Linked DNA regions of Homo sapiens: regions 1 and 2 are each linked to region 3. The links are chromatin loops, found by intact Hi-C in ENCODE. Cell type or tissue: B cell. All regions are shown on one strand.

What was found. Peaks named below come from ENCODE experiments on the same cell type or tissue, not always from the same donor. Only the 100,000 strongest peaks of a DNase experiment are listed, where the experiment ranks them.
Region 1: it touches region 3 in a loop (7-fold over the local background); 3 of 110 quality-filtered maps call a loop at or near these places.
Region 2: it touches region 3 in a loop (8-fold over the local background); 3 of 110 quality-filtered maps call a loop at or near these places.

Annotation. Positions count from the first base shown.
Region 1 is chr10:124,034,622-124,037,121 of GRCh38, forward strand. All of the region lies in intron 5 of CHST15 (carbohydrate sulfotransferase 15), which reads right to left. Among named protein-coding and RNA genes, the nearest start is that of CHST15, 58 kb to the right of the region's middle. RefSeq lists a silencer at 1,550-1,599. In B cell, no CTCF peak of the experiment used is centred here; a DNase peak (open chromatin) is centred at 1,490; H3K4me3 peaks cover 1,325 bases; H3K27ac peaks cover 1,407 bases.
Region 2 is chr10:124,285,717-124,288,216 of GRCh38, forward strand. No RefSeq gene overlaps it. Among named protein-coding and RNA genes, the nearest start is that of OAT, 130 kb to the right of the region's middle. In B cell, no CTCF peak of the experiment used is centred here; no DNase peak of the experiment used is centred here; H3K4me3 peaks cover 731 bases.
Region 3 is chr10:124,224,457-124,226,956 of GRCh38, forward strand. No RefSeq gene overlaps it. Among named protein-coding and RNA genes, the nearest start is that of CHST15, 130 kb to the left of the region's middle. In B cell, no CTCF peak of the experiment used is centred here; DNase peaks (open chromatin) are centred at 1,375 and 2,344.

The DNA of each region.
Region 1 (2,500 bases), 190 kb before region 3:
TCACCCCTGATAGGTACCCTGGCTCCACCCCTAACAGGGACCCCGGCTCTACCCCCTAACAGGGACCCCGGCTCCACCCCCTAACAGGGACCCCGGCTCCACCCCCTAACAGGGACCCCGGCTCCACCCCCTAACAGGGACGCCGGCTCCACCCCCTAACAGGGACGCCGGCTCCGCCCCTAACGGGGACCCCGGCTCCGCCCCCTAACGGGGACCCTGGTTCTACCCCTAACAGGGACCCTGGCTCTACTCCCTAACAGGGACCCTGGCTCTACCCCTGATAGGTACCCTGGCTTCATCCCCTAACAGGGACCCTGGCTCCACCCCTAACAGGGACCCTGGCTCTACCCCCTAATAGGGACCCTGGCTCTACCCCCTAATAGGGACCCTGGCTCTACCCCCTAACAGGGACCCTGGCTCTACCCCTGATAGGTACCCCGGCTCCACCCCCTAACAGGGACGCCGGCTCCACCCCTAACAGGGACCCCGGCTCCGCCCCCTAACAGGGACCCCGGCTCCGCCCCCTAACGGGGACCCCGGCTCCGCCCCCTAACGGGGACCCTGGTTCCACCCCTAACGGGGACCCTGGCTCTACCCCCTAACAGGGACCCTGGCTTCATCCCCTAACAGGGACCCTGGCTCCACCCCTAACAGGGACCCTGGCTCTACCCCTGATAGGTACCCCGGCTCCACCCACTAACAGGGACCCTGGCTCCACCCCTAACAGGGACCCTGGCTCCACTCCCTAACAGGGACCCTGGCTCCGCCCCCTAACAGAGACCCTGGCTCCACCCCTAATAGGGACCCTGGCTCTACCCCCTAACAGGGACCCTGGTTCCACCCCCTAACAGGGACCCCGGCTCTACCCCTGATAGGTACCCTGGCTTCATCCCCTAACAGGGACCCTGGCTCCGCCCCCTAACAGGGACCCTGGTTCCACCCCTAACAGGGACCCTGGCTTCATCCCCTAACAGGGCCCATGGTTTCATCCCCTAACACGGACCCTGGCTCCAACCCCTAACAGGGACCTTGGCTCCACCCTAAACAGGAGAACATGTGGTGTTTTCCTTTGCACCTGTCCTCCTCTCTGCCTGGAAGGCTTCATCTTAACCCACCTTCCTGCCTTGTTTACACAGCAAACTCTTATTCATCCTTCAAAACCCAGTCTGGCATCAGTCTTCTCCAGGTCAGTTCCTTCTGGATCTCCCCACTCTGGAGCCCCACTCTCCTCACCTCCTACTCTGCAGAACTGCAACCAACCACAGCCATGCCCACGTCCCCACTGGGAGCTCCAGTCTCCCAGGGCCCAGAGCAGGGCTGACACACACCAAACCCAGTCCCGACAGATGGGCCCCCACCTCTCTGTGCCCAGACAGTACACAAGGCTGCTGTGTGCACTCTCGGCCCCTGAGGTTAAGGCGTGGTCTGACCTTTCTCAGAATGAGGAACTAAGCAGCAGCGACAGGAAAACATTTGATGAGCACACCGAGCACTTGCGCCCTTCAGCTGGGGGCCGTGTCGGGGAGGGAGGCAGAGCAGCTATGCAAACACCTCCGGGGGCGGCGAGGGGTCAGCTCGAGGTGACAGTTATGTCACCATGAGAGCTCGGCTAGTGTGCGTCAGCCCTGCTGGATGGAGGGAGACCACTCAGCAGGGCCGATTTCTGCCTCCAAAACACGGGAACCAGCAGGTGGGACATGGCAAGGGACGGCAAGTCAGTGCCTGCCTCAGAACAGAGTGGAAGAAGTCCTGGGCTGGGAGATGCAGAGAGCAGGGAGCGAAACCACACCTGGCACCTGCTAGAAGGCATGGCACCGGGACAGCCACCAAGAGCTCAGGCTCAGAGCGCTGGGGCTGAGGGAGGGCAGATCCAGCCTCTCCCTGACCAGGTCATACTCAGAGCAGCGGGAGCCATGCAGACTCCACAAGAGGGACATCAGCTCAGAAGTGTGACCAGAGCAGACTTTAAAGCATGTTTCTGGGGGGCAACAATGCAAAGTGAAAGAAGCAGGACATAAGACTGTCCTGTCACACCCATGTGCACACACACACACACACACACTTATTTGCATAGAAAAGTCTGGAAGAAAATACACCAAAACATAAATAGTAGTTATCTAGGTGAGAAATTAATAGTTTGAAAACAGTTTTCCAATATATGTTCCAAAATTTCCACAACAAACACGCCTTATTGTTATAATTGGCAAATACGTGGGGCCAGGAAGGTATGCCACCTGAAGAAGGGGTCCCAGGGGTCAGTTTCCCGGGGCTGCCAGGACAAATCACCACGAACTCGTGGTGCGTAATGACAGGACTTTCTTCCCTCAGTGTCCTGGAAGCTGGAGTCTGAAACCCAGGTGTGGGGCAGAGGTGGTTCCTCTGGGATGCCAGGGGAGAATCTGTTCCACTCCTCTCCTGGCTTCTGGTGGCTGCCGGCACTCCTTGGCACCCCTTGGCTGGTGGCAGCATCACTCCAGCCTCGTCAAGAGGCATGCTCCCT
Region 2 (2,500 bases), 61 kb after region 3:
AGCTCTCTAGGGTAGTCAAATTCATAGAGACAGAAAGTAAAATGATGGCTGTCAGGGCTGGGAGGAGGTGGGAAGGGGAAATTGTTGTTTCACAGTTATAAAATTTCAGTTTTGCAAGATGAAAAAGTTCTGGAAATTGGTTGCATAATGATGTGAATGTACTTAGCACTACTGAACGGTACACTTAAAAACGGTTACGGTGATACATTTTTTTGTTATGCATATTTTACCACAGTTTTTAAAGGAAAACACACACACACAAGCGAGCCGTGCAGCAGAGCCGGAAGCGCCCATATGAAGGCTCTCCAAAGGCTATTTTCAGTTGAAAGAAGCAAACAGAGCCACATGGTTTTGCCGAGGCACGGCAAAAATACTCAGGGAACTGCGAGCTGTGGTTATCTCTGGGGAATAAGACTGGGGTGGCCAGGAGGTGAGAAACTTGTATTTTCTATTTTTACATCCTTTTATGCTGTTTGAACTTTTCAAAACAGAAAACTATGTCTATGCACTACTTTGGTGCTAAAAACGAGTTTTCATTTTTTTAATGCAACTGCTGTCGCTGGGACAGAAAGTCATCGCCAACCCCAACAGGTTAGCAGTGACTGCGGGGGTGGCTGTGCCCTGGCCCCTGCCCTGCAGGAAGGGAACGGTAGCTCTGTTTTCACTGGGAGCTTTAGAGGTGGGCATGGGAGGGATGAGGGGACCGGGTCTGAATGAGAAACCGCTCGAGGCCTCGCAGGAGCCTGGAACTGCATGCGAAAGGAAAGGGCTCTGCTCAGGGACAGGAGCATGAACAGAGAGGGAGGAGGAGCCCCTGGGGTGGCCCCTCACAGATTTGAGCATCAAATCTGCAAAACCGAGGCACAGAGAGATGGAATAACTTGCCAAATGTCACACAGGTAGTAAGTAGCAGAGTTGGCCATGGTTCTGAGATCTTCCCTAACCACCATGCTATGGGGCCTCTCAGTGGAGACTGAATGACTGGACAGAAGAGATAGAAACCCAAACCAGCAGCCTCAAACATAAAAGAAAATACATTGTTTCATGAAGCTGAAAAGTCCATGATCCTACTTCAGGCTCAGCTGGATCCAGGTGTTCCAGTGATGGGTAGAGCTCACCTCCCTCCACCTCACTCTGCTTTCCCCCTAGGTCAGCTCTATTCTCGAGAAGACATCCTCCAGCAGGTGGAAAACATGCTCCCCAGCATTCTAGCTTCTACCAGCCTGGCAGCCCCCACAAAGCAACAGCAACTCTTTCCAGCAAAACTTCCAAGGCTGGGTCTCACTGGTTGGGCTGGGCCACATCCCTATTCCTGAACCAATCTGTATGATTTGAGGGAGGTAGAGGAGATGGAGTCAACCACACAACCCCACTCAGAGGAAAAGAGGGTGCTTTCTTCAAGGGAGTATTAAGGGGCCATTCCCAAAGAATAGATGATAGCAACTTGGGCAGGCAGAAACATCAGCGTTTCCTCTGAAATGGAAGTGCTTAGAATCCTGCCAGGCAGGGCCGGACGGAACAATTATTATTACTACAAGGAGATTCTGAGAGACCTAAATTCACAGAGAGGTTGGCAGGATGCCACTAACATGCCCTGGTCTCAGAAGGAACCAGGAAGGAGTGTGGCTTTATAGCCATGAGGTCTAAATTCCTCCCTGATTCTGGTACTCACTGGCCATGTGGCCTTGGGAAAGTAAGCCACTGGACTCGGCATCAGCATCCTCATCTGAGAAGTAGAACAACAAAGCCTTGCTAGTGAATCGCAATAAAGACTGAAAGACGGGAGGTGTGGGGGGCCTGGCCCGGGCCTTGCACACATTAGGGCTCCATCGATGTGTTTTAAGAGGTCTCCTGTCACCAGGTGCCCGCGCTCCTGGACAGCTCTGTGGGCATCTGAACTGAGGACCAGAGCACCTTCAAGAAGGCAATTCCTCTTTGCTTTAGTTGTTGGCAGATGTGAACAAAAGGAAATTAAGTAAAAGCCAAGGGTGGAACTTTCTTTAATCTTTTCCAAGGCACTTGACTCAGTAGTGATAAAAATGCGAGGAGAACCAGCCCCACCAAGCCCTTCAATGTCAAAGATTAGCTCGAAGGTCCCCAGGCCCGGAAGCACCCTGCTGCAGGACCCCACCGAGGCTTCCTGGGACGCATGGGCTGAAGGCTGGAGAAGAGCAGGAAAGAGGAGGCCATTCCCCACTGCAGCCACCAGTGCAAGGGCTTACCCAGCTCTGGGCCCAGCACTCAGGCCTTGCTCAACTGGGAGATTCCAGGTGCAGGGGTCTGATTTAGCAGCGGCTGCCCCGTCGAAGCACTCTGGCACTGTGAAAGGCCACACCGATGGTTCCCAAAGTGGGTGCCATGGGACCCACAGCCCTCAGGGTGCTAATAATAGGTGTGTGGTACACTCCAAGTGATTTAAATTTTTGAGAAAATGTGGCTTAAAAATGTCAAGAGGCTGGGCGCAGTGGCTCACACCTGTAATCCCAACATTTTGGGAGGC
Region 3 (2,500 bases):
GGGTCCAGGGCCCACGCCACAGCCCTGGCTCTTTCCACGCTGCGGTGGCCACCTCAGCCCCAGCCTGTGTCTGGGATGCTGTCGAAGTAGCGAAGTGCTTCATGCACCAGCATCAGGTGGCCGTGATCAGGCTATGGGTTTAACGCAGCATGAAGATGGGTGGGGAATGGGATCACCTCTCTCTGCCTGCATCCCCCAGACCCTGGAGTCTGCTCCACAGAAGGCAGAAGCTGAGTGAGTGAGCTGGGAGGCCCGGGAAGCATATCTCCAGTGCCATTCCCAGTCTGGGCACCAGCCTCCTCTGCGCCCTGCGGGCTACGGGCCAGCCCCTGGGCTCCAGCCTCCCACGTACGATGCCTATTTGGAAGTGAACCAGGATAGAATTTCTAAGGGTTGAGCCACCTTCCTGGGATCACTTGCTGAGTCAGATGCTGCCAGAACCACAGAATGTCCCCAAAATTCACAAGACACCCATATCCTTTCTCAGGGCACCGGCTCATTTATGTGCAGGCTGAAGCTATTTGGTTTGTTCTAAAAAGCGTGGCACCAGCAGCTTCAGTTAAAGAGATCGCAAACTTTGCAGACACAAACAACTTGAAAAATAGGTCAAATCCTGTTTTGTACATTCACAGGGCTGCCTTTTCCAGCGTTTCTCCCTAAAATCAAATCAGCAGTGTATGTAAATGAGTTGAGAGAATTCATTACGTTAATTTATCTAATTTTGGAGGCAAACCTGAAACAAACAGCGCCTCACTTTCTAACACTCAGGCCCTCATAGAATATTGATTCCTGAGTTTTACTGGCCTTGCACGAAGGCCTTTTTATAGCCCCAAAGGAATGAGATCATCAGTTTCCTCAGGCATACAAATGTCCTGCTCAGAGGCCCTGAGACAGCATTCTCCAAGGTCATTTCAAGGGATGGCTGGCATGGTAGACCACCCAAAGCTCAGATTTGGGAGTCTATGGGACGTGCATGCAGAAGCACTGTGCCTGGGGCCACCGATCCCAGCAAGATCAACAGCTGCGAATGGCAAGTGGTCCCAGCAGAGGTGGCGGTGAGGTCCATATTATTTCAGGATCCTGGCAGTGTTCATGGTAGTAAGCTGTGGAATTAAGAATATTTCCAGGGCCAAGGCTGCCAGCAACAGAGCTGTGTTCATGGCAGAAAGAAGCCCAGACAAACAGTGATGGCTTCATCACCTCCTGCCTCTCAGTGGGCCAGTGTGATGTCCTCAGAATGATACATTTCACTGTGAAGAACCCCAAATTCCCATGTGACCCCGGAGCCAGCCGTTTTAGCAGACTAACCATGATTTTCATCCAGTTTTGTGAACAGTGATTGCCACTGCTGGCCAGTCCCTCAAGGCAGCCAAGTAGGTGCAGGACTGTATTTTATATTTGGAAGAACACAAGGAGCTCTGTCTGACCCCAAATGTCTCTTTGCTGCCTGTTGGTAGCTGGGGCCAAGGGTCTCCTGCAGCTAGGATCACAGGCCTTCAAGATGGGTGCAAGGCAGAGCACACAGAGCTCAGGGCACGCGGTGGACTGCTTTGCAGTCCTTGCTCTGCCTCGGAATACCGTGTGGAATATTGTGTACAATACCGTGTGGAATGCCATGTGGAATATTGTGTGGAATACCGTGTGAAATACCATGTGGAATATTTTGTGGGATACCGTGTGGAATATTGTACGGAATAACATGTGGAATAATGTGTGGAATAATGTGTGGAATACTGTGTGGATACCATGTGGAATAACGTGTGGAATACGGTGTGCAACACAGTGTGGAATACCATGTGGGATATTGCGTGGAATACCGTGTGGAATACAGTGTGGAACATTGTGTGGAATACTGTGAGGAATATAGTGTGGAATACTATGTGGAATATTGTGTGGAATACCATGCGGAACACTGTGTGGAATAACGTGGGGAATATTGTGTGGGATACCATGTGGAATAACGTGTAGAATATGGCGTGGAACACAGTGTGGAATACCACGTGGAACATTGTGTGGAATACTGTGTGGAATACAGTGTGGAATACTTTGTGGAATACCGTGTGGAATATTGTGTGAAATACCATGTGGAATATTCTTTGGAACACTGTCTGGAATACCATGTGGAATACCCAGTGGAATATTGTGTGAAATACTGTGCAGAATATCGTGTGGAATACCGTGTGGAATACTGAGTGGAATACCATGTGGAATACCGTATGGAATACCATGTGCAGTACCGTGTGGAATACTGTGTGGAATACCATGTGAAATATCGTGTGGAATACTGTGTGGAATAACATGTGGAATACTGTATGGAATACCGTGTGGAATACCATGTGGAATATTGGGTGGAATACCGTGTGGAATACCAGGTGGAATGCCGTGTGGAATACCATGTGGGATACCATATGAAATATCGTATGGAATACCCTGTGGAATATTGTGTGGAATACCACATGGAATATTGTGTGGAATACATTATGGAATATTGTGTGGAATA